2 separate regions of the Homo sapiens genome follow, and region 2 is linked to region 1. A link is a loop called in an ENCODE intact Hi-C map of the cell type or tissue named here. Cell type or tissue: endothelial cell of umbilical vein. All regions are shown on one strand. Links, peaks and the distances in the headings refer to the core of each region. The heading gives the core; the rest is flanking DNA. Region 1 overlaps MFN2 (mitofusin 2). Region 2 holds the start of LOC124903843 (a long non-coding RNA gene).

Region 1 (10,632 bases), core at 8,133-10,632:
AAATTTGACTCCAGGGTCCATGAGTTCAGGGTTCTTGGAAAGCCTTTCCCTGGAAGTGTGGGGGAGCCTGGGAAAACTCCGCCTCCTCCTCCCAGCCCTTGCCCCCCACCTCCAAGGATCCTCAGGATCGGGTGCAAGGTCTGGAGCACAGAGTAGCCGACTACCCCGGAACCTCCCCCACACACGTATATTACCCCGCAGGGCCGGGGGGCACGGAGATGCAGTCCAGAGGGGCCAACTGTTTGATCCGCAGGACAAAGATCCCGGCCCCCACCCCTAACTGGCCAAGTGGCTCTGGGCCACACCCCTATAGTCAGAGGGTCGCCGTTTTCGCACGGGGTCAAAGGGCACAGCAGGCCTTGCCCTCCCCTGGCCCCGGCCGCGCTTTGGAAAGGGAAAAGCTGAGCGGAGACACCGGGAAAGCGACGCTCCAGAAACACCGGGGCCGCAGAAGTAACAGAGGGCGAGCGGGCGGACGCCGAGGCGGGACCCCCGCAGAGGCAGATGCAGCCTACCCTTCTTTTCCACTGCGGCCCCCGAGCCCCTCGCGGGAATGCACGTGGGGCCTCCTGCCGAGCCCTTCCGCCCCACCCCAGTCCTGCCGCCCAGCACTCACCCGGCAGAATCCCCTAGCATGCGCCGCCGTAGCAGCCGCAGCCGCCTGAGCCGTTCCAGGGGCCTCGGCCGGCCGTCTTGATTGGTCAGGTGAGGGGCAGGGCCGGGACGTCTGGTGAGCGTTACTCGGCGATCCGAAGTGTCAGTTTCAGCGTGGGGGCGGGACTAAGAGCGGAGCTACACAACCGATTGGTCAATTTTCGAGGCCGGTGCGGAGGTCGATTCCTGGAATGGGGCGGGCCCCGGAAGGGCGAGCTCCGATTGGTCAGCTGCGGGACTGGATACGCTGAGTTCAGCAGCGGCAGTTTCAGTCAGGCTGGGCGGCCTAGGCTCGGCGCAGGCGGCAGTCCGGAGCGGCGGGGTAGGTGGGGCAGGCGGCTGGCTACTCATTGTACTCATCGTTTCATACTTTTCTTTTTTTTTTTTTTTTTGGAGACGGAGTCTCACTCTGTTGCCCAGGCTGGAGTGCAGTGGCGCGATCTCGGCTCACCACAATCTCTGCCTCCCGAGTTCAAGCGATTGATTCTCCTGCCTCAGCCTCCCGAGTAGCTGGGACTACAGGCGAGCGCCACCATGCCCGGCTTTTTTTTTTTTTTTTTTTTTTTTTTTTTTTTTTTTTGTATTTTTAGTAGAGACAGGGTTTCACTATGTTGGCCAGGCTGGTCTCGAACTCCTGACCTCGTGATCCGCCCGCCCCGGCCTCCCAAAATGCTGGGATTACAGGCATGAGCCACTGCGCCCGGCCTGCTTTATACTTTCATTCAGGTTTTTAGCGAGTGCCCGCTTTGCGCCAGAAGATAAGGACTACACAGTAAACAAGAAAGTGTAGTATTGGGGCCGGCCGCGGTTGCTCACGCCAGTAAACCTAAAAATACAAAAATTAGCCGGGCGAGGTGGCCGGCGCCTGTAATCCCAGCTACTAGGGAGGCTGAGGCAGGAGAATCGCTTGAACCCAGCTACTAGGGAGGCAGAGATTGCAGTGAACCGAGATCGCGCCACTGCACTCCAGCCTGGATGACAGAGCAAGACGCAAGACTCCATCTCAAAAAAGAAAAAAAAAAAAAAGATACCCAGCCTGGGCAACATGGCAAAACCCCGTCTCTACAAAAAATGAGCCAGGCACGTACCTGTAGTCCAGCTACTCGGGAGGCTGAGATGGGAGGATCACCTGAGTCCAAGAGGCTGAGGCTGTGGTGAGCTTTGATTGCACCACTGCACTCCACCCTGACTGAGAGACCCTGTCTCAATAAATAAATTAATTTAAAAAAGAAAGAAAGTGTGGTATTGGCGTCCAGGTAGACAAATGGATCAATGCAACAGAATAGAGTTCCGATATGTGAGCAATTAATTTTTGACAAAAATGAAAGTGCAATTCAGTGGAGAAAGGATAATGCCTTCGGCCCGGGGCGGTGGCTCACGCCTGTAATCCCAGCGCTTTGGGATGCCGAGGTGGGCAGATGGCTTGAGGTAAGGAGTTACAGCCCAGCGACACCCAGCACCCCCCCCAAAAAAATTTATTTTATCAATAATGTGTGTGGAAACTTGGGAAAACAAGAAGAGATGGTGTCTTCAACAAATGTTGTAGGTATAATTGGATATCCACACACTCATCCTAAAAAAAAAAAAAAGAAACCCATATGCAAAAATTAACCTAGAATGGATCATAGATCTAGTTGTGAAACCTAAACTATATAACTTAGAAAAACTGGGGCCGGGCGCAGTGGCCCACGCCTGTAATCCCAGCACTTTGGGAGGCCGAGGCGGGTGGATCACCTGAGGTCAGGAGTTCAAGATCAGCTTGGGCAACATGGCGAAACCCCGTCTCTACTAAAAATACAAAAATTGGCTGGGCGCGGTGGCTTACGTCTGTAATCCCAGCACTTTGGGAGGTCCAGGCAGGCGGATCACCTGAGGTCGGGAGTTCCAGACCAGCCTGACCAACATGGAGAAACCCCGTCTCTACTAAAAATACAAAATTAGCCGGGCATGGTGGCGCATACCTGTAATCCCAGCTGCTCGGGAGGCTGAGGCAGGAGAATCGCTTGAACCCGGGAGGCGGAGGTCGTGGTGAGCCAAAATCGCACCATTGCACTCCAGCCTGGGCAACAAGAGTGAAACTCTGTCTCAAATTAAAAAAAAAAAAAAAAAAGAATGAAAAGAAGATAGGTAGCCCCTCTACCTCCAGAAGAGCCGAGGGTGATAACACCAGGCACCGAGCTAGCAGGAAGCCCTCCGACTCAAGAAGATGGCTGATCCTTGGCAGGAATGCATGGATTATGCAGTAACTCTAGCAAGATGAGCTGGAGAGGTAGTTTGTGATGCTCTAAAAAATGAAATGAGGCCGGGCACGACGTCTCAGGCCTGTAATCCCAGCACTTTGGGAGGCCAAGGCGGGCGGATCAGTTGAGGTCAGGAATTTGAAACCAGCCTGGCTAACATGGTGAAACCCCGTCTCTATTAAAAATAGAAAAAAATTAGCCGGGTGTGGTGGTGGGCACCTGTAATCCCAGCTACTCGAGAGGCTGAGGCAGGAGAATGGCTTGAACCTGGGAGGCGGAGGTTGCAGTGAGCCGCGATTGTGCCACGGCACTCCAGCCTGGGTGACAGAGTAAGACTGTCTCAAAAAAAAAAAAAAAAAAAACTATATATATATATGAACCCACATTCACTACTGGTGGGGATATAAGACAGTATAACCACTTCACAAAATCTGTAGAAGTTAAACATAAATTTACCATATGGCCCAGCAAGTCCAGCCTGAGATATCTACCTACAAAAAATGAAAACATCTGCCTACACAGAGATTTGAACACTAATGTTCCTAGCAGAAATACGCATAATGTTGTCTAGAAGATCACCAGGGTGGCTAAATAGTAGAAAGGAGCACTTTATTGTTGATACTTGTTTGCAAACCAGGAAGAGATGGTTTGCAGCATGCACTGAAGGTGCTCTCTTCCAAGAGAGAAAGGACAGGTTGGGTTTTATGCCTCACAGGGCCCATATTCATACATATTTAGCAGGTTTGAGGGAAAAGCTGTATACATATTTATGAGAGGAGGTGAGCTCATGTGCATTGGCTAAACAGGTTGTTCACAGCTTCTGTAAGCTGGCTGAAACTGGCTTAAGTTCTGCAGTTGCTTATCAGAAAAGAATGTTTATTGGCTGGGTGTGATGGCTCATGCCTGTAGTTCCGGCACTCTGGGAGGCTGGGGCAGGAGGATCACTTGAGCTTGGGAATTAGAGGCCAGCCTGGGCAACACAGTAAGATCCCATCTATTTTTTTTTTTTTTTTTTGAGACGGGGTCTCATTCTGTTGCCTAGGTTGGAGTGCAGTGATGCAATCTCGGCTCACTGCAGCCTCCACCTCCTGGGTTCAAGTGATTCTCCTACCTCAGCCCCCGGAATAGCTGGGACTACCAGTGCACACCACCATGCTGGGCTAATTTTTGTATTTTTTGTAGAGACAGGGTTTTGCCAGATTGCCCAGGCTGGTCTCAAACTCATGAATTCAAGCGATCCTCTCACCTCAGCCTCCCAAAGTGCTGGGATTACAGGCATGAGGCACTGTGCCCAGCCAACATACATTCTCTATTTGAAAAATTAAATTAAAAAAAGAAAAAGAATATTTGTGTCCAGACATGGTGGCTCACACCTATAATCCCAGCACTTTGGGAGGCCAAGGTGTGAGGATCATTTGAGATCAGGAGTTCGAAACCAGCCTGAGTAACATAGTGAGATCCCTCGTCTCTACAAAAAAACAAAAAATTATCCGGGCATGGTGGCGCACACTTTTAATCCCAGCTATTCGGGAGGCTAAGGTGAGAGGATCACTTGAGTCTGGGAGGTCAAGTCTGCAGTGAGCCGTGATTGCGCCACTGCACTCCAGCCAACAAAAACCTACCTCAAAAAAAAAAAAAAAGTTTGTCAGACCGGTCCCCTGTGTAATCAGAGGCATAAGGGTTTGGTTTGTAAATCAAGACTTGAGATAATTTGCCTGATGGCTCCTGATGTTAGGGAGTTTAGCGAGTATGTTGTTTTTCTTTGTAACTGAAAAAGGTTACTAATCAGTGAGTGAGATTTTTGTTGTTGTTGTTGTTGTTTTGAGAGGGAGCCTCCCTCTGTTGCCAGGCTGGAGCGCAATGGCGTGATCTCGGCTCATTGCAACCCCCACCTCCCAGGTTTAAGCAATTCTCCTGCCTCAGCCACCCTAGTATCTGGGATTACAGGTGCACGCCACCAAGCCTGGCTAATTTTTGTATTTCTAGTAGAGATGGGGTTTCACCATGTTGGCCAGGCTGGTCTTGAACTCCTGACCTCGTGATCCGCCCACCTCCCAAAAGTGTTGGGATTACAGGCGTGAGCCATCGCGTCTGGCCCCAGGGGCAGATTTTTATCCACCTTAGTCACTGCTATATCTCCAGTGCTTAGAACCATGCTTAGCACATAGTAAGTGCACAAATATTTTGCTGAATTAATGAACTTCCTCATTTGAGGAAATTAGGGAAAATAGACCATTGGATTTTGAGATTAGGGCTCATGCGTATGAAATGTCTGACATACTAAACTCTCAAAGTTCGCTGTTCTTATCTCAAGCCTAAGAGTCCCACTTAGACACAGGAAACCATCCACTTGAGGACACGGTGAACAACTTAGCTGACATCTGCGAGGAGGGCCCTGCTTCTGAGGCCACATTATGAAGCCAGATGCTCTCCGAGAGAGCTGCCTGGGCTGTCACCCCAGTGCTTGGGACACAGTGGAACATTCCTGACTACCTACTTTTTGTGATTAAATAGGGACATTGTTACCAGAGGGCTAAAACTTCCAGCCTCTCAGATTCGCCAGTGGACAGATGAGGTAGTCAGAGAAAGCACAGGAATGAGGCTGGCCTTGACTGGGAATAACTAAGCAGCATTTGCATAAGGCAAGAAGGCCCTTTTTCAAACTATGGCTCATCACCCGGGATGATGCTGTCGTGAACAATTTAGTGGGTTGTACATAACATCTTGTTAATGACAGAAACTACTTGTTTTGTGGATTGCAAAAAAAAAAAAGGTAATGATTCATTTTTTTTTTGTTACCTGAGAAAGTCTTTGGCTGCTGCCTTGAAACAGCCACAAGATGGCGAGGATAGGCGGGGACAAGGCAGGAACAGGAACCTAGATCCGGGCTGATGGTTATGATGGAGGTGAGGAAACTGGGCAGGGTCAACAGACTTGGAAGACAGCAGGTGACAGATTTGGTGCAGCACGTGTGACCGTGGACTCGAGGGTGATGCCCCAAGTGTGTAGCCTGGGAATCTGGAAGGATGAGGTTGCTATCAGCTGAGCTGTGGCCTCTGTGGGCGAGCAGGGCGGACACTGGGCAGCACCAGAGCCAAGAGGACAGCTGTAGGGGCGGGGAAACTGACTGACTACCCCTGTATCTACTCCTGAGGACCCTTAAAAAAAAAAAGAAAAAAAAGCGGTGGCTCACACCTGTAATGCCAGCACTTTGGGAGACCGAGGCAGGTGGGTCACAAGGTCAGGAGTTTGAGACCAGTATGGCCAAGATGATGAAACCCTGTCTCTACTAAAATACCAAAATTAGCCAGGCCTGGTGGTCGGCGCCTGTAATCCCAGCTGCTTGGGAGGCTGAGGCAGAGAACTGCTTGAACCCGGGAGGCGGAGCTTGCAGCGAGCCGAGATCGTGCCACTGCACTCCAGCCTGGGCGACAGAGCGTGACTCCATCTCAAAAAAGAAAAAAAAAAAAAAGAATAGTGGCAACCAAATTCTCAGAAGGCAAAGCAGGATGGAACAGTGAGTCATTTACTTTTTAAGTGAAAAATGGTCTGGAGTTACAGAGAAATCTGTAAAGAAATCAGTCTCGATTTCCTGATCCTTAAAGATCAGTTAAACCATCTGTTCTTTTGAGAGTATCAAATTCCTTCCAAGAATAAGGAGCCAGATTATAGTGGGAACTTCCCCAAAGTTATGGTCACTTCAGAATACAGCTGGCCATGTCAAAGAGGAGTTTGTACAAGAACCCAAAAAGACAGATCTCACAAAGGATTTCCAACTAGGTTTTATTTTAGTTTCCAATATTATGAGCAATGATACAGGAGTAACTCAAGCAAATACATCACCTTAAATACATCAGAGAAAACTCACTGTGTCAGCACGTCTTGCGCTCCAGCAAATGAACATAAAAACAACAATGTCAGCAGCATTAAAGTGCTTTTGGCCATACTTCTTTCAGAAAGGGTCTCTCCCTCAGTGGTATAAATTTAATTTTACGTATTGAAGAAGCTCAAAATTTCATTCATTCCCCAGGGGCTACATTGAAAAAAAATTCATGTTTACGCTAAAGAATTTTTTTTTTTCAAAAAGAGCACAAAATCCATTGGAATTGTGTGACAGTGATTTTCCCTGACATGCTGTGAAGTGGCCCCTGTCCATTCAGGCCCGGCACACGCCGGGAACATCCACCCACAGCATGTCCACCTGGCAGAGTCCATCACTTCGCCCCACACAACAGGACAGACTGAGGGCTTTAAATACAAGCAGGTATGTGAACAGGACATCACCTGTGATGTGGCCACCAAACAGTGCACAGAGGCTACCAACTCATTTCCTCAAAGATGAGTGATGGCTGGGCTGCTGGGCCCCTGCCTTGTGGGCTGCTTTTTGGGAGAGGTGTTGCTTATTTCTAGGAAGCGATCCAACTTGTGCCACACAGGATTTGTCACCCAAACTGCTTTTCTCACACAGTCAACACCTTGGTGACAGGCATCTGCCCCCACTTCAACCAGTAACAATCCCAAAACTCAACATCAGCATAAAGACAAGGGGGTCAGTCGAAGGTTCTGGAGATCAGGGAGGGTGGAAAGATGGACACTGGGTTTTCCACATTGTCCCTTGGCCAACTGCAGTCACTGGCACAGGAAATTTAGTCCAGGGCACTTGGGACAAGGTTGGGGGTGGGGTGGAAACATGTCTCTTAAAGGGCACAACAGGGATGCAATCAAGCCTAGTGGGTGGGGGCTCTCAGACCCATGAGCCCCTCGCAGAACGAGGCCAAGTGGACGGCCCATTCTCCAGCTGTCCTGTGTGGGGCCCATGCACCTCAGCCAGCCACCAACGTCCCCACCTTCCACCATCCATCCTTCTACTACATCCTTCAACCACCTAGACCATGCCATCTTCCAAAACAGATCTACACAAAACAGGCCTGCACAAGTCCAGGACTGACACTAAAGCAAAGGACACAATAATGAGAAGAGAGGCAAGTCCCTCCTTGTCCCAGTGACTGCCACCTGCTCTGCCAGCTCCCCATACATCCAACAGCCCTCCCCTCTGAGCTACTCCCACTCCTCCAGCTGCCTCAGCAGCATCCTTTCTACCACCCCCAGCACAGGGCCCGCCTCAGCCTAAGCCCAGGGGTAACTGAGCCTCACCACCAAGACGTGTCTGAGGCTCTGCAAATGGGATGAAGCACTGAGCCAACAGGCGAGATGGACACACACAAGCCACAGTCCTTCTGGGACAGACTCTCTGGGAAGAAACTCCAATCGTCCCTTACACCTGCAGGTGTGCTGGGCTGCAAGGAGGGCAGGTGCGCACAGGCTGGAGGAAGGTGGGGGTGTCTGTGTGATACCCTCAAAGGCTTCCATGAGGCATTGTGCAATGCTGAGATCCTGAGGCCTTATCAAGCAATCAAATGAACCAGAGAAAGCTGGAAAAAGCCTCAACTTAACTCCTTGGTACCATGCTGTCCATAGCTGTCGCTGAAAGTGTCCTTTGGGGGTATGAGCCAGCTCTTCCAGCAACAGCAGGCAAAGGTGGGGGAAAATAAGTAGTGCTGGAGGGCTCAAAATGGTACGAGACTGGGTGCTTCATTCTCTTGGCAGTGGCCAGGGGGCAGGAGCCACACGTGCCCCTGGGGGAGCCCACATGGCACTTAGGGCTGGCAGCACCGCCCCTCTCCACGCAGACTCCGCCTCAGGTGCCCACTATCTGCTGGGCTGCAGGTACTGGTGTGTGAACATGTTGAGCTCACTGTCCAACCAACCGGCTTTATTCCTGCAAAGAAATGGTTCTTTTGTAACCATGATAGCTGATGATAGGCAGTATTAGGACTACCCGCCAGGCACCATCCTAAGGACGCTTGACACACACCCTTACATCATCCTCCAACAATCGTGTTTATCCCTGTCTCACAGATGGGGAAAAGGAGGCCCAGAGGGGTTAAATAACTTCCCAAGGCCACACGGCTAATAAGCCAGGGAGCTACAAGTTAGGCTTTTCTGATTCTCAAGCCCTGTGTTTCCTTCACCCAGGACCATGTGCAAGTCCCTGAGCTGTCGGGAACTCAGTTTCCCTGCTTGCCAAGCAAGGGGTTGAGGTGCTGACAGGAGACCCTTTCCAGGTTCAGCTGTGTCACTGTGGCTGACAAGCAGCAGTTCCCCCCATTCCCCCTTTCTGAGAGTCCCCAGAGGGCAAGCAGTGTGTCCCTAGGAAGCAGCTGTCCCCAGGTGGGGGTGCGGGGGGGGCACATCCGCAGTCGAGGGCAGGGAAAGCCCAGTGATCCGGTGAGGGTTGGAGCTGACACCCTCTGATCCATCTCCCCTCTGGCTCTGCCACCCTGCAGACTCTGACGTCAGGGGCGAGGGCAGGAAGTGCAGGGTCCCCGTGTGCTGATGCTATCATGGGCTAGGCAGGCCGAGGACTTCTGCAGGGTCCCCGTGTGCTGATGTTATCATGAGCTGGGCAGGCCGAGGACTTTTGCAGGGCACTTTTACATTCAGTCATGCAGCTGTGTCATGAAATCTTACTCCCATTTTACAGATGAAAATAATGAGACACAGGAGAGTTAAGAGCTTGGGCCAAACATGAGTGGCTGGAGAGAACCCAGGACTCCAGACTCCTCAGACTGATGTTCTTTCCAGCAAATTATTAATGAAAGCTCCACAGAGACCCCATGGAGATCTGAGTTCCAATCCCAGCTCTGCCAGTCCCCAGCCAAGTAACCAGCTTCTCTGTGGGTAAATGGGGGGCTATGCCCTCTTCATGGGTCCAAAGAGTGGCAGGTAAGGAGAATCAGAGTGCGGGGGCTGCTGGAGCCAAGTACACCTGGGCTCCCCTCCTAGCCTGGCCATTTTTTGAGATGCCAGACAAGTTCCCCAACATTTCTATGTAGAAAATGGAGAAATAGGGAAGACTGAGTGAAATAGCACATGTTAAGCGCTGTAGGCCCTGCGGTTCAGCACAGGGCGCTGTGAACTGCAGTCTCGCAGTACTGTGATGCCATCATGCCTTCAACTGCAAGTGCCTTGAAGGCAGCGACGCTGTGTCTTGTTGAGCCTCCAGCACCATCTGGCATCCATGAGGTACGTGGTACACATCCATTTTTTTTTTCTTTTTGAGACAGAGTTTTGCTCTTGTCGCCCAGGCTGGAGTGCAATGGCATAATCTCGGCTCACTGCAACCTCCGCCTTCTGGGTTCAAGCCATTCTCCTGCCTCAGCCTGTCGAGTGGCTGGGATTACAAGCACACACCACCACGACCAGCTAATCTTTGTATTTTTAGTAGAGACGGGGTTTCACCATGTTGGTCAGGCTAGTCTCAAACTCCTGACCTCAGGTGATCTACCTGCCTCAGCCTCCCAAAGTGCTGGGATTATAGGCGTCAGCCACCGTGCCCAGCCCATGGTACACATCTAACACGAATGAGCTAAATCCCCACCAGAAAAATTTGTGTCCACACCCAAGACGCAAGCCCAGCAGCTGAGCCCCAGTGTGCCTGGGCTGCACCCTGGAGCCCTAACCTTTGGCCACACGGGCCAGCCTCACCTGAGCAGCTTTGCTTTGCTCTGAAGTGAGTCAAGAACCTCAATTTTCTTGTTCATGGCGGCAATTTCCTGCTCCAGGTTCTCCCGGGTGACGTCAACTTGCTGACACAGATGAGCAAAGGTCCCAGACAGTTCCCTGGGGAGGAGAGAGAAGGGACCCAGTTGGGGTGTGTGGAGCAAGATGCCACTGG
Region 2 (16,114 bases), core at 742-3,241, 98 kb after region 1:
GGAACTCTTCTCTGGTGATAACAAACCAAGAATACAGAGAGTCATAGGACCGTGGATGCTTCTTTTTTTTTTTTTTAGACAAGGTCTCGCTCTGTCGCCCAGGCTGGAGTGCAGTGGTGCAATCACAGCTCACTGCGGCCTCAGCCTTATGGGCTCAAGCAACCCTCCCACCTCAGCCTCCTGAGTAGCTGGGACTACTCAGCCTGGCTAATTTTTTTTGTATATCTTGTAGAGACGGGGTTTCACCATGTTGCCCAGGCTGGTCTCAAACTCCTGAGCTCAATCGATCCGCCCACCTCAGCCTCCTAAACTGCTGGGATTATAGGCGTGAGCCACCGTGCCTGGCCAAATAAATCTTAGGGTATTTCTGGTGCAGGAGTAACCAGATTCTGACTGAGCACAGTGGCTCACACCTGTAATCCCAGCACTTTGGGAGGCTGAGACAGGAGGATCTCTTGAGCCCAAGACTTCGAGACCAGCCTGAGTGATATAGTGAGACCTTGTCTCTACAGAAAATTTTAAAAGTTAGCTGAGCATGGTGGTGGCGTGCACCTGTGATTCCAGTTACTTGGGAGGCTAAGGTGGGAGGATCGCTTGAGCCCAGGAGGTGGAGGTTGCAGTGAGCCAAGATCATACCACTGTACTCCAGCCTATGTGACAGAGTAAGATCCTATATCAAAACAAAACAAAAACAAACAAAAAAACCCACAAAACCAAAAACTGGTTAAACAAAAGGAAGAGTATTGGTTCACATAACAGTGTAGCTTAGTAGGAGCTTCAGGAACGGTTTGATCCAGGACTCAAGTGATTTAGGGATGCATTAGTATCTCTTAGCTCTGTTTCCTGTAGATTGGCTTCCATCCTCAGACTGGCTACCCTTATGGTAACAAAAATGGCCACAGTTATCACAAGCTTGATGCCCTCCTAGCATTAAACCCACTGGAATCCAAGTCCTGGTGTTCCTACCCAAAAAGCTGAGGCTCACCTCTGCACAGCCCAGCCCTAAGTCAATCACTGTGGCCAGGGTGAAAGGGATATGCTAATTAGGATAGGCTGGCCAGGCCGTCTCAGAGCTGGGGTAGGGTCAACCTCCAACCACTGAACAGACACTAATCAGAGAGGAGCAGCTTCCCAGAGGAAATTGTGGGTACTCTTGTCACGGATGAGGGCGAATAGATGTTGGCAGCGCAGTACAGACCTCCAGTATTCCTGCAAGGTGAGTGTCAGTCCTGTTTTACAGATGAGGAAAGTGAGGCTCCCAGATGATAAGTCATTAAGCCAAAGTCACATAATTTGTGGAGTCAGGGATGCGTTCCCAAGCCTGTCCAGCTCCAAAACTAGATGCTCCCACTACTAGCTCAAGTGATGGCAGACACATTTTGGAAACAACCACCCGCCCTACGTTTCCAGAAGCAGCATCAATTTCTGCCAGGCAGGGACGTTTTTCCTTTTCATCCCGGAATCTCTCTGGGCAGGGAAGGCTTGAGGAGCCTCTGAAGAGCAGGCAGGACATTGGTGGACGGCACTTACTTCCAGGCTCATGAACCTGGTGGGAGGAGCTTAGCCCTGGCGTGAGAGCGAATTCTCTCTAGGAATCTTTTTTGACTGGAACTCAAAGGGGAACAACACAGACACACCTCAGCGAATGCAGCCTGCAGGAGAGACAGACGAGTGTGGACGGAGGATTACCCAGGTGCCGAGGCAAGAGACTGAAGGCACAAACTGTTTCAGTATAATAAACAAAATAGTTAGAATGAGAATAGTTATAATACAAATTAGATATAGAGATGATCATGGACATTATAAATCATTAGTATAAACATTATTAATCATTAACTTTTAATATTACTCTTTGTTGTATAACCAAGGAATAACCGGCGGGTATAGGGACAGGGGCTGAAGGGACATTGTGAGAAGTGACCAAGAAGGCAAGAGGTGAGCCCTCTGTCACACCTGCATCAGGGCCGCTTGAGGGCTCCTTGGTCAAGTGGTAATGCCAGTGCCTGGGAAGGCACCCGTTACTTAGCAAACCGTGAAAGGGAGTCTCCGTTTCCTTGGAGGAGTCAGGGAACACTCTGCTCCACCAGCTTCTTGTGGGAGGCTGGATATTATCCAGGCCTGCCCGCAGTCATCCGGAGGCCTAAACCCCTCCCTGTGGTGCTGTGCTTCCATGGTCACGCTCCTTGTCCACTTTCATGCTCTTCCCGTACTCCTGGTTCCTCTTTGAAGTTCTTAGAAGATAGCGGTAGAAGAAATAGTGAAAATCTTAAAGTCTTTGATCGAATTTCTGATAAGTGCACAGAAGAAAACGCTGACGTATGCTGCCTTCCCTCTCTGCTTCAGCTACCTAAAAGGAAAGGGACCCCTGTCCTATGATCACGTGACTTGCTTGACCTTATCAATCACTTGGACGACCCACCTTCCTTACCCTGCCTGCCCCCCTTGTCTTGTATACAATAAATATCAGCGCGCCCAGCCATTCGGGGCCACTACCGGTCTTCGTGTTTTGGTGGTAGTGGTCCCCCAGGCCCAGCTGTTTTCTATTTATCTCTTTGTCTTGTGTCTTTATTTCTTACTATGTCTGTCTCCGCACATGGGGAGAACACCCGCCAAACCCCGTAGGGCTGGACCCTATAGACGAGAAAGTGGATGATGATACTGCAGTCAGGGCTGCGGGACTATGGGGCAGGGACATCTAACCTCCCCTTGAAAGTCAGGGAGGTCTTCCTGGAGGAAGGTGAAACCTCCAATCTGGAAACCGAAAGATGATGGGAGTCAGCCAAGCTAAGCAGTGGAGAGCCTGAGTGAACGAATGAATGCACAGAGGTGGGTGGGTGTAGGGAAGCCAGGGAGCCTTTATTTTGAAACAGGGTCTCCCAGGCTGCAGTGCAGTGGTACAATCATGGCTCACTGCAGCCTCGAGCTCTTGGGCTCAAGTGATCCTCCCACCTCAGCCTCCTGAGTAGCTGGGACCACAAGTGCATGCTACCACACCCGGCTAATTTTTTAAAAATGTTCTGTAGAGATGGGGCCTCGCCATGTTGCCCGGGCTGGCCTCAAACTCCTGGGCTCAAGCGATCCTTCCGCCTCGGCCTCCCAAAGTGTTGGATTACAGGTGTGAGCCACTGCACCCACCCAAGAATTGGATTTCTTCATTGGCATCACTGACCTCTAGGGACAAAGGGTGGGCTCTGGCCCTAATTCACGGCAACAGTGACATTAGAGATCATCATTCCTCCCATGGACGTATCCCTTCTTCTCTCCTTATTACTGTCATAATTTTAGCCAATCTACAGCTTCCCTGAAAACCAAAGAACGGTTTTATCACCATGTTTTACAAAGTGCAAATTGAGACCCGGTGAAAAACAGTGACTTGCTAAAGGTCAAAGGTCACTCATGGAGTTGGGTGGTGGCACCCTTGCAGGATGTACCCCCAGCCAATGGTGTGTTAATCATTACCTCTGCTAACAGCTTGTGATGGTTAATGGTAAGCGTCAGGAGTTCGAGACCAGCCTGGCCAACATGGTGAAACCCCATCTCTGCTAAAAATACAAAACATTAGCCGAGTGTGGTGGCGGGTGCCTGTAATCCCAGCTACTTGGGAGGCTGAGGCAAGAGAATCGCTTGAACCTAGGAGACAGAGGTTGCAGTGACCCGAGATCGTGCCATTGCACTCCAGCCTGGGTGACAGAGAGAAACTTCATCTCAAAAAAAAAAAAAAAAAAAAAAACCAAAAAAACAGTGTCAACTTGATTGCATCAAAGGATGCAAAGTATTGTTTCTGGGTGTATCTGGATGTTTCTGGGCGTGGCCAGAATAGATTAACACTTGAGTCAGTGGACTGGGACAGGAAGACCCACTCACAGTGTCGGGGGCACCATCCAGTCGGCTGCCAGCACAGCTAGAAAAAGCAGGCAGAAGAAGGTGGAAAAAGCCGACTTGCCGGGTCCTCCGGGCTTCATCTTTCTCCCGTGCTGGAGGCTTCCTGCCCTTGAACATCAGACTCCAAGTTCTTCAGCTTTTGGACTCTTGGACTTACACCAGTGGTTTGCTGGGGGCTCTCAGGCCTTCAGCCACAGATTGAAGGCTGCACTGTCAGCTTGCCTACTTTTGAGGTTTTGGGACCTGGACTGAGCCACTGCTGGCTTCCTTGATCCTCAACTTGCAGGCGGCTTATCATGGGACTTGACCTTGTGATCGTGTGAGTCAATTCTCCTTAATAAAGTCCCTCTCATATATACGTAGATCCTATTGGTCCTGTCCCTCTAGAGAACCCTAACACACACGTGGAGGAGAGCTCTGAAAACCCGGGCCAGGGACCAGTGTGACTGCTCTGTGGCTGTCCTGGGAGACGGCAACACTGGGCAAGTGAGCTCGTGAGAAAGGCTGGGGCTCCTCTCAGAATAAAACCTTGGGAAGAGACAACTACACAGCATTCGCAGGGGCCGGGCGCAGTAGCTCACGCCTGTAATCCCAGCACTTTGGGAGGCCGAGGCAGGCGGATCACCTTAGGTCAGGAGTTCGAGACCAGCCTGGCCAACATGGTGAAACCCCATCTCTACTAAAAATACAAAAATTAGCCGGGCATGGTGGCTCACACCTGTAATCCCAGCTACTCGGGAAGCTGAGGCAGGAGAATCGCTTGAACCCAGGAGGCGGAGGTTGCAGTGAGCTGAGATCGCACCACAGCACTCCAGCCTGGGTGACAAGAGCAAGACTCCATCTCAAACAAACAAAACCTTTCTCTTGTCATGTAACCCATACATACACATGCTATGTACCCACAAACATTAAAAATCAGAAATTTAAGACAAAACAAAAGCAACAGAAAACCTTTTTTTGAGGAGTCCCTAAGGCTTCACCAGTTTGTCAAAATTGGAGCTTGATTGCTGAGACTTTATTTGCATACCCACAATGCATTGTGCACCAAATAATTTTCGTCTTTAAAATTACTAGTCCCCTTTTTCCTTCAATCTATCTTTCCTGAAACTGAGATTGCTGTTCCAGAATTGTCTGAAGAAAAAGGCAGAAGTCAATAGCTCTTTTGGGCAGAAAGAAATTTACCATTAGCCTGTTGGGAGTAGCCATTACCTGAGAACTGAGTGCCACTCATCGAAGTTCTTACTCTAGTTTCTCTTCATATCGCATAAATCTTTCGCCTTTTACTAAAGATTTCCGTGGAGAGGAATAATTCTGAGTTTTAAACCAATTTTTTAGAGGTCTTGCATTTTTTAGCAAGGCTTATTTGAGCGTTTTAAAAGTAGATGCCCTTAGCCATTACGACGGTTCGTATTTACTCTGAAACAAGAAACACACTCAAAACTCAGAGAAAACATTGTTCCCTAGTATTTGAGTCTGAAGGACCAGAGCTGGCTTCTGGAGGAGCAGCTGGCCTTGGGGGAAAAGGACAATTTACCCTCCTACGTAGCTTGAATGGGGCTTTGAGTCGCATGGCGGGGCACGGCGGGGCACGGCGGGGCACGGCGGGGCACGGCGGGGCTGGGCTGTGGGCGGCTGCTTCAGGGCCTGAGCCCGGGGTAGATTTTTTTTTTTTTTTTTTTTTTTTTTTGAGACAGAGTCTCGCTCTGTCGCTCAGGATCGAGTGCAGTGGCGCGATCTCGGTTCACTGCAACCTCCGCCTTCCAGGTTCAAGCGATTCTCCTGCCTCAGCCTCCCGAGTGGCTGTGATTACAGGCATGCGCCCTCCTGCCCGGCTAATTTTTGTATTTTTAGTAGAGACGGGGTTTCTCCATGTTGGCCAGGCCAGTCTCGAACTCCTGACCTCAGGTGATCCGCAGGTGATCCGCCCGCCTCGGCCTCCCAAAGTGCTGGGATTACAGGCGTGAGCCACCGCGCCCGGCCTGGGGGTCAGGATTTTTTGCGATGGATTTCCTCCCTCCTTTACTGGGACAGACCCTGCTAGTTTTTCCTCCCCAGTACTCAACCTCTCTCTAGAATCTCCTATCGCTAGCAGGGCTCACGGCTACCTGAAGGCATGACTGCACTTCCCAGCCTCCCTTGCGGCTGAGACGAATTCTGGCCAATGGGAGTGGCTGGAAAATTCACTTTCTCTTGCGTTTCATCAAACCGGTTGGGTCGGGGGAGGACTAGCTGCGCGCCTGGCACGCTCCTCAGGCGGGGATACGGGGCAGAAGAGCCCTTGGGACTGCCTTCTTCGATTCTACACGGAGAAGCCGGCGGGAGCAGCGGGGGAGCTCGCCCCGAGTCCCTGCTTCATTTGATCGGATAGTCCAGCGGTCCCCAACCTTTCTGGCACAAGGGACCCAGTTCATGGAAGGCAGTTTTTCCAAGGGCGGGGGAAGGTGGGTAGGGGGTGTGGACAGTTCCAGGTTGAAACTGTGCCCCTCGTCATCAGCCATTAGATTCTTAAAAGGAGCACGCACCTAGATACCTCGTATACGCAGTTCACAATAGGGTTCCCGCTCCTAGGAGAATCTGATGCCTTGCTGCCCTGACAGCAGGCGGACCTCAGGCGTTAATGCTCGCTTGTGAGTCGGTAACCCTCCATCACTCAGTGGCTGGGGTTAAAAACCACTGGTGTAATCAACCAACAAACCCTACTTCTTGGTCAAAAGCAGTAAGCCACCCCAACATCTTAATATTATAACTGCTCAGAAATGCAATACAATTGATATCACATACCTTAACAAAGCGAAAAGCTGAAAAACCGTAACTCGCATTTGTTCTATAATACACTTTACATAGCTCCACACGCGATTTAACGGAATCGCATCTGTTTTTAAAACACTTAAAATAAGCCCTGCTAAGAAACGCAAGGCCTCAAAAAATTGGTTTCAGACTCACACTCGTTTCTCTCCACGGAAATCTTTAGTAAAAGGCGAAAGATTTATACGATTTGAAGAGAAACCAGAGTATAACATCAGTCGTCGACACTACAGTTCTCAGGTAACGGCTACTCCTAAACGGGTAATGGTAACTTTCCTTCGGCCCAAAAGAGCTATTGACTTCAGCCTTTTTCTTCAGACAATTCTGGGACAGCAATCTCGGTTCCGAGAAAGATATGTTGAAGGAAAAAGGGGAAATAATTTTAAAGACGAACATTATTTAGTGCGCAATGCATTGTGGGTATGCAAATAAAGTCTCACCAATCACGCTCCAGTTTCAGGAAATACCTTAAATGGTTCATGCGTTTTAGCGCTGCGCCTGAGGCCACCACCGCGGGGCAGAGCAGAGTCTGGTCCCAGAAGAAAAAGGCTGACTTTACCTGCTTTACTTACAGTGGGCGAGCTATTAGATCGGTGCAAAAGTAATTGCGGTTTTTGCAATTTTTTTTTTTTTTTAATTGCACAATTAGCCTAATAAGTAAAGAATTTTTTTGAACTTAAAAAAAAAAGTAAAAAAAAAATTATCTTGGCTGGACTCCGTGGCTCACCCTTGTAATCCCAGCACTTTGGGTGGCTGAGGCAGGCTGATCGCCTGAACTAGGGGTTCAAGACCAGCCTGGGCAACATAACGAGAGCGTGTCTCCAAAAAAAAATTCTTACACTTCTAGCCACTCCAGACCTACTGCAGGCCTGGGGATTGGGCCCAGCCCCCTGAGTCTGAACTCATCCTCCGTGTGATTCTGATGGAGGCCACATTGAGAACCTCTGTTGGCAACTGTTGTGCCTGAAATATGGAGAGTGAGGAGTTTGGGAGACAGATTACTGGCTGAGCAGGGGAAGGCCTGGGAAAGGCTGTGAAATGAGGAGAGAAAAGGCCAAGGAAGGTCCCTGGGGGATGGTGGCATAAAAGGAGGGGACAGTGCAGGAGCCTATGAAAGAGATTAGAGAAATTGAGGGAGGCAGGAGGAAAACCTGGACTGGGAGCCTCACAGAAACCGAGGGCAGAGAGGAGGTTTCCTGGCCGGGCGCGGTGGCTCACGCCTGTAATCCCAACACTTTGGGAGAGAGGAAGGAAACAGTAGGTGAGGAGGGGCAGGAGATGGGGAGGGGGCGGTAGCTGGCTCCTGGTTGCAGATGGGAAGGAGAAGCGGTGCAGGTGCCTCCCCGCAGTGATCGTGGTCCATGGAGCCTGGGCCCCCCCACTACCCCTGTTCTCTCACTCCCCTGCAGCCCCTCCTTTGCTGGCCCCTCTTTCCTTCCGTCTTCTCACCTGGGAAGATCCCAGGGCCATCTTTCCAGCCTCTGCCCTGTAGCAGCTGAACTGCTGGAAAAATTCCACAGCAGGGGAACCTCCCATACAGGCCTCCACTTCACCTGTTTCTCTGATTGGCTCCATTTCCCACCTCAAGATGTCCTTTTTAGGCCGAGTGCGGTGGCTCACGCCTGTAATCCCAGCACTTTGGGAGGTGGAGGCAGGCGGATCACCTGAGGTCAGGAGTTCGAGACCAGCCTGGCCAACATGGGGAAACCCCGTCTCTACTAAAAATACAAAAATTATCTTGGTGTGTCGACGCGTGCCTGTAATCCCAGCTACTTGGGAGGCTGAGGCACGAGAACCACTTGAACCCAGGAGGCGGAGGTTGCAGTGAGCCGAGATCGCACCATTGCACTCAAGCCTGGGTGAAAGAGCAAAACTCCGTCTCAAAAAACAAACAAACACACAAACACCCCTTTTAATCCTTCTCTCCCTTCAGCTTCCCCCTCTGCAACTCACCGTGTCAGCCCACGACATCCCAGGGGCTTCCTTGAGAGGCCAGACGCCCTCATCTTCCCAGCCCGCCTGCAACCGCATCTGGCTCATCTTCTGCCTCCTCCCATGAACGGCCCTCCTCCTGGGCTTTGAACCCCAACTCCACAAAGATGGCTCCCCTCCCATGCAATCCCCCAGCAGCACCCTCCGTGTCCCTCCCGCTGTGGTCTGAATGTCGTGGCCACTCACACATCCACAGGCTGAAATGTAATCTCCAAGGTGATGGTATTGATAAGTGGGGCCTCTGGAAGGTGATTGGGTCATGGATGGGATCAGTGTCCTTATAAAAGGGTTTGAGGGAGCGAGTTTGTCCCTTTCACCCTCCCATCAAGTGGGGACACAGGGAAGGCGCCGTCTATGAGGAACAGGCCTTCACTAGACAGCAAATTTGCTGATGCCTTGATGTTGGACTTCCCAGCCTCCAGAACTGTGAGCAATAAATAACTTTCTGCTGTTTATAAATTATCCAGTTTAAGGTATTTTGTCATAGCACCTGAACTAGGACACCCCCCCTACTGGCTCATCTTCTAGACGGATGAGTAGGCTTCCTTACCTCCTAACCTGAGAGAGAGAGAGAGAGAGGAGTGAAGGAGGAAGTGGGGAAGGAAGAAAGACTTCCTAAACCTCATCACCATCAGCCACAACAAAGCAAAGCACTTTTACTTTGTATTTCTATTTTAGAAAAAAATCTGATGGAAATCTCTTTAGTAAAAAGAAACTTGGGGCCGGGCGCAGTGGCTCAGGCCTGTAATCCCAGCACTTTGGGAGGCCAAGGCGGGCGGATCCCCTGAGATCAGGAGTTCGAGACCAGCCTGGCCAACATGGTGAAACCCCGTCTCTACTAAAAACACAAAAATTAGCTGGGCATGGTAGGCCCCTATAGTCCCAGTTACTTGGGAGGCTGAGGCAAGAGAATCGCTTGAACCCAGGAGGCAGAGGTTGCAATGAGCCAAGATCGTGCCACTGCACTCCAGCCTGGGGGACAGAGCAAGACTCCGTCTCAAAAAAAAAAAAAAAAAGATTTCCAAACAGGGACTCAAACAGATGACTCTACATGAGCATTAATAGCAGCGTTGTTCATAACAGCCCAAAGATGACAACAATCCCAGTGTCTATCCGCTGATGAGTGGATAAACAAAATGTGGTTTACCCATACAATGGAATACTATTCAGCCATAAAAAGGAGAGAAATTCTGGTACACACTACATTGTAGATGAAATTTGAGGATGCATGCTACATGAAAGAAGCCAGCCACAAAAAGGCATAGATTGTGTGACTGTACTTAGGTAAAATATCTAGAAGAGGGGATAATAGGAGTTATTGGGTAACGTATAGAGTTTCTGTTTCGGGTGATGAAAAATTTTGGAAATGGATGGCAGTGATGGTATTACAACATTGTGAATGTTTTGAATTTATTTTTAATTTTTAGAGATGAGGTCTTGCTCTGTTGCCCAGTTAATTTTTAATTTTTAATTTTTTTTTTTATTTTTTGTAGAAACTAGGTCTCATTATATTGGCCAGGCTTAATTTGTTTATTTTTATTTTTTGTGAGCTGTAATCTTGCTATGTTGCTCAGGCTGGTCTCAAACTTTTGGCCTCAAGTGATCCTCCTGTCTCAGCCGCCCAAAGTGTTGGGATTACAGGTGTGAACCACCATGCCTGGCCCATTTCCCCTGATCAGGGAAAATGCGTTGTTATGTGTGATATTTGGTGTGAGTTTTTTTTTTTGTTTTTTTTTTTTTGGCGGAGTCTCGCTCTGTTGCCAGGCTGGAGTGCAGTGACGTGGTCTCAGCTCACTGCAACCTCCAACTCCCTGGTTCAAGTGATTCTCTTGTCTCAGCCTCCCAAGTAGTTGGGATTACAGGCACACGCCACCATGCTCAGCTAATTTTTGTGTTTTTAGTAGAGACAAGGTTTCACCATGTTGGCCACGATGGTCTCGATCTCCTGACATCATGATCTGCCTGCTTCAGCCTCCCAAAGTGCTGGGACTACAGGCATGAGTCACCGCGTCTGGCCTGGTGTAAGATTTTAACATACAGCCTGTATTAATTATGTTAGGGAAATTTCCTTCTATCATCAGGTTTCTCTGTGCTGAGTTTTTTTATCAAATGCTCTTCAGAATCTATTGAGATAGTTGTATAAATTTTCTCCTTTGAATTCAGCAATATGGTGAATTACATTGCTAGATTTTTTTTTTTTTTTTTGAGACAGAGTCTCACTCTGTTGCCCAGGCTGGAGTGCAGTGGCACGATCTCAGCTCACCGTAACCTCCGCCTCCAGGTTCAAGCGTTTCGTGTGCCTCAGCCTCCTGAGTAGCTGGGATTACAGGTGTGCACCACCATGCCTGGCTAGTTTTTCTATTTTTAGTAGAAATGGGGTTTTGTCCTGTTGGCCAGGCTGGTTGCAAACTCCTGACCTCAGGTGACCCACCCACCTTGGCCTTCCAAAGTGCTGGGATTACAGGTGTGAACCACTGCTCCTGGGCCATTGCTAGATTTTTGGATGTTAATTATTTGCATTCCTGAGATAAGGCCCATTTAAGTCATAATACATTTTTCTTTATAATTTGATTTTTCCTTTTTCTTTTTTTTGAGACAGAGTCTTGTTCCGTCACCAAGGCTGGAGTGCAGTGGCACAATCTCAGCTCACGGCAGCCTCAACCTCCCAGGCTCAAGCAATCCTTCCACCTCAGCCCCCTAAGTAGCTGGGACTACAGGCATGCAGCACCACACCCGGCTAAGATTTTTCCTTTTTGAAAATGAAAAATGCAAGACTCAAAGATCAAAACTATGTAAAAACATATATTCAGAGAAGTCCCACTCCTGTCCCTAGCCCCTTCGCCCAGTTTCCACTCATCCCCATTTTCAATAGTTTCTTTATTTAAAGAAAATTTGTTTACATTTTGTTATTTGTAATAGAGATGGGGTCTCACTATGTTGCCCAGGCTGGTCTCTAACTCCTGGGCTTAAGTGATCCTCCCAACTCCCAAAGTGCTGGGATTTCAGGTGTGAGCCACTGCACCCAACACATTTTCAATAGTTTCTAGTTTAAATTTTCTGTGTGTGTGTGTGTGTGTGTGTGTGTGTTTTGTAACAATAACCACACACATATAGTTTATTTCTTCTTCCTTTTTTTTTTTTCTTTTTTTGAGACAGGGTCTTACTCTGTCACCCAGGCAGGAGTATAGTGGTGTGATCTTGGCTCACCGCAACCTCCGCCTCCTGGATTCAAACATTTCTCCTGCCTCAGCCTCCTGAGTAGCTGGGATTATAGGTGCCCGCCACCACACGTGGCTAATTTTTGTATTTTTAGTAGAGGCGGGGTTTCACCATGTTGGCCAGACTGGTCTCGAGATCCTGACCTCAGGTGATCCACCTGCCTGGGCCTCCCAGAGTGCTGGGATTACAGGCATGAGCCACCACGCCTGGCACACACTTTTTTTTTTTTCTTTTGAGACGGAGTCTCGCTCTGTTCCCCAGGCTGTAGTGCATTGGCAAGATCTTGGCTTACTGCAACCTTCAACCCGCTGGGTTCAAGCAATTCTCCTGCCTCAGCCTCCTGAGTAGCTGGGATTACAGATGTGTGCCATCATGCCTGGGGAATTTTTGTATTTTTAGTAGAGACAGGGTTTCACCATGTTGGCCAGGCTGGTCTCAAACTCCTGACCGCAAGTGATCTGCCCGCCTCAGCCTCCCAAAGTGCTCGGTTTACAGGCATGAGCCACCATGCCTGGCCTGAAACTTCTACTTTTAAAAGTAGAGCTTCAAATCCAGCTCCATAGAGCATGGAATTGCGGAATCAGGGTACTTGAATAAAGTCTGAATCTCAGCCAAAGCCAGGGAGATTTGAAACCCAAGAGAAAATGCCAGGAAGCCCCGCTAGCTCTGATGAGGTCAGACGAGTGAAAGCTGTTCCTGCGGGTACCAAAGCTCAGAATGTTGGCAAAGCAGCATGGATTGTGGGAGGCTTGCCTTGGGTCCCATCTGTGGGTCACCAAAATGTCAACCTAAAATCATCAAAAGGGTTAGAATCTAATTTAAAGAGTGTTTATTCAAGCACAAAGTGTGAGGATGGACAATTCGGAAACACCAACTCCAAAGGAATGGTCAGCGTTCTAAAGTAGACAGAGACAGGGGAGTTTTTAGCAGGATTATAGCATTTTTCTTTTTCTTTTCTTTTCTTTTTTCTTTCTTTCTTTCTTTTTTTTTTTTTTTTTGAGACGGAGTCTCGCTCTGTCACCCAGGCTGGAGTACAGTGGTGTGATCTCGGCTCACTGCAACCTCCACCTCTCGGGTTCAAGTGATTCTCCTGCCTCAGCCTCCCAAGTAGCTGGGATTACAGGCACCCGCCACCACGCCCGGCTAATTTTTGAATTTTTAGTAGAGACGGGGTTTCACCATGTTGGTCAGGCTGGTCTCAAACTCCTGACCTCGTGATCCACCCACCTCGGCCTCCCAAAGTGCTGAGATTACAGGTGTGAAGCACTGCACCTGGCCATTCTTTTTTTTTTTTTTTTTTTGGCAGAGTCTCACTCTGTCACCCAGGTTGGAGTGCAGTGGTGTGATCTCGGCTCACTGCAACCTGCATCTCCTGAGTTCAAGAGATTCTCCTGCCTCAGCCTCTTGAGTAGCCACCACGCCCGGCTCATTTTTGTGTTTTTAGTAGAGATGGGGTTTCACCATGTTGGCCAGGCTGGTGTCGAATTCCTGACCTCAGGTGATCCTCCCGCCTCGGCCTTCCAGCACAGCTATAGGCGTGAGTCACTGTGCCCAGCCTCTTTTTTTTTTTTGAGATGGAGTTCGCTCTGTCACCCAGGCTGGAGTGCAGTGGTGTGATCATAGCTCACTGGAGCCTCAACTTCGCTGGCTCAGGTGATTCTCCCACCACAGCCTCCTGAGTAGCTGGGACTAGAGGCACTCATGCCACCATACTGGCTAATTTTTTGTATTTTTTGCAGAGACGGGGTTTTTCCATGTTGCCCAGGCTGGTCTTGAACCCCTGGGCTCAAGCCATCCGCTAGCCTCGGCCTCCTGAAGTGCTGGGATTACAGGTGTGAGCCACCATGCCGAGCCTTTAAAAAGTTACCGTAAATATATTTGACATTTTGAAATTCTGTGTGTCAAAAATAATCAAGCAAAAAGGTGAGCCTCCCACCAGAATCATACTTGCAATACACCAAAGGGTTAACAATTGTACTATATCAAAAAGCCTTACAAATTAATGAGATAAAGCTGGGTGCGGTGGCTCACGCTTGTAATCCCAGACCTTTGGGAGTCTGAAGAGGGCAGATGGCTTCAGCCCAGGAGTTCAAGACCAACCTGGGCAATGTGGTGAAACCCTGTATCTAAGAAAAAAAAAAAAAGAAAAATTAATGGGATCAATACTAAACTGCAATAGAAAATCATTGATAGTAGAGAGAAAAATTTTCCAGAAGAAATGTACATGTCTAATAAATATGTGAAAACCTGTTTGGTCTTACTAGTAATCAGAGGACTCCAAATACAAGCAACTCTGTATGTCACGTCCCATCTATTACATTAGCAAATACTTTTAAAATATAAAATTCAGAGGCAGCCATGTTACAGTGAAACAGGAACGCAGATGCCACAGGTAGAAATAGGAACTGGCCCAATCTTACTAAAATGTCACTTGATGATATGTATCAAGAGCCCTAAAAAAAGTGTTTTTTGAGACACAGTTTCTCTCTGTTGCCCAGGTGGGAGTGCAGTGGTGCGATCTTGGCTCACTGCAGCTTCTGCCTCCAAGGTTCAAGCAGTTCTCGTGCCTCCGTCTCCTGAGTAGCTGAGACTGCAGGTGTGTGCCACCATGCCTGGCTAATTTTTGTATTTTTAGTAGAGACAGGGTTTCACCATGTTGCTCAGACTGGTCTTGAACTCCTGGCCCCAAGTGATCCACCCACCTCAGCCTCCCAAAGTACTAGGATTACAGGTGTGAGCCACCGCGCCCAGCCTAACAAAAGTATTTTAACAGTTAATATATGTCAAGCCAATAATTTCACATGTGGGAATACATCCTAAGGAAACAGAAATGTACAAAAATGTGTGCAAAGAAACACACTTTTTTTTTTTTTTGAGACAGAGTCTCATTCTGTCGCTCAGGATGGAGTACAGTAGTACAATCTCAGCTCAACCTCCACCTCCTGGGTTCAAGTGATTCTCCTGCCTCAGCCTCCTGAGTAGCTGGGATTACAGGCATTCGCCACCACGCCCGGTGAAATTTTTTTTTTTTTGAGACAGAGTCTTGCTCTGTTGTCCAGGCTAGAGTGCAGTGGCACTATCTCGGCTCACTGCAACCTCCACCTCCCAGGTTCAAGCGATTCTCCTGCCTCAGTCTCCTGAGTAGCTAGGATTACAGGCACCAGCCACCATGCCCGGCTCATTTTTTTGTATTTTTAGTAGAGACAGGGTTTCACCGTGTTAGCCAGGATGGTCTTGATCTCCTGACCCCGTGATCCACCCACCTCAGCCTCCCAAAGTGCTGGAATTACAGGCGTGAGCCACAGGGCCTGGCCAACAGTAATTTTTATAATCAGAAGAATAAAAGAACAATGATATTGAAAAGAGAGGGAAAGAGAGAGAGGGAAGGGGAGAGATGCAGAGCTTACAAACAAGGGCATCTGACTGGGGAGGGGTCAGGAGCTGAGAGGGGAAGATAAGGGCCCAGAAGTGGAAGGGGGTCTTGCTAAGGCCCATTACATGATGTCACCTGGGCCCTTGGGGGCTGCAGTTTGCAGTAGCTCAGGAGGGCATGCCTCAGCCCTGGGGCCCCACCCCTATTCTCCCGGCTCTCTTCTCTCTTGCACCATCTCTCCCCATTTCCAAGGAAGGTGGCTGCCCCTGCCAGATGCAGACGCATTGCACCGACCTCATTGTCTAGCTTTAACTAACTTGAAAGCAAGGGATAGGAGGGAGGAAAGGAACAGAGTCCCCTAGGAATGTTAGAGGCAGGGGGATGGGAAATTCTGCAGCCCAGCTGAGAGTGGGAGCCCGTTGGTTTGGAGGGGATAAAGCATAAGACCAAAGTACAAATAATGATCCGATGGGCCAGCCTGTGATGCCTGCTCAGAGGCACTAGAGTGGTCCCAGAGAAAGCGCTAGAGACAATTTTAGGAGACAGAAAGCAGGATTTGATCACCCAAGGACAGAATCTGAGGCAAGGAAGAGCTGGGGGGCTCTGTGCCGGTCTGAGCCCTTGAAACAAATCCTACATAGGGGATTGCTACGGGGCTAGCGGTCTCAGGGACTCCAGGGCTGAGTCCTGGCCGTGAACCCCGCGGGCGCCCGCATTTCAGCACCGGGGACAGGGGCCGACCTCGGATCCAGGTGGGTCCTCAGATCCACTGGCGGCTCCGTAGCTCCACTAGTTCCTGGCCCCCTCCCTGGCCAATCTCAGCCCGGGCAGTTCCCTTGGAGA

The links. Peaks named below come from ENCODE experiments on the same cell type or tissue, not always from the same donor. Only the 100,000 strongest peaks of a DNase experiment are listed, where the experiment ranks them.
Region 2: a loop joins it to region 1, with 7 times the contacts of the local background. A loop is called at or near these places in 21 of 110 quality-filtered maps.

Annotation. Positions count from the first base shown.
Region 1 is chr1:12,009,537-12,020,168 of GRCh38, reverse strand. It overlaps MFN2 (mitofusin 2), which reads right to left. Exons shown (of 19, transcript NM_014874.4): 18 at 10,443-10,577; 19 at 6,661-8,673. The coding sequence ends at 8,604. MIIP (migration and invasion inhibitory protein) reads right to left here and starts at 671. Exons shown (of 10, transcript NM_021933.4): 1 at 617-671. RefSeq lists enhancers at 1-13, 762-841, 14-884, 962-1,011. In endothelial cell of umbilical vein, for the core only: no CTCF peak of the experiment used is centred there; no DNase peak of the experiment used is centred there.
Region 2 is chr1:11,898,935-11,915,048 of GRCh38, reverse strand. It overlaps LOC124903843 (a long non-coding RNA gene), which reads right to left and starts at 3,556. Exons shown (of 2, transcript XR_007065464.1): 1 at 3,460-3,556; 2 at 1,823-2,231. It overlaps RNU5E-1 (RNA, U5E small nuclear 1), which reads right to left and starts at 6,897; the gene lies at 6,777-6,897. It also overlaps the pseudogene RNU5E-4P. RefSeq lists enhancers at 1-19, 6,206-6,769, 7,002-7,111, 15,660-16,114 and silencers at 5,592-5,641, 6,463-6,757, 6,782-6,831. In endothelial cell of umbilical vein, for the core only: no CTCF peak of the experiment used is centred there; no DNase peak of the experiment used is centred there.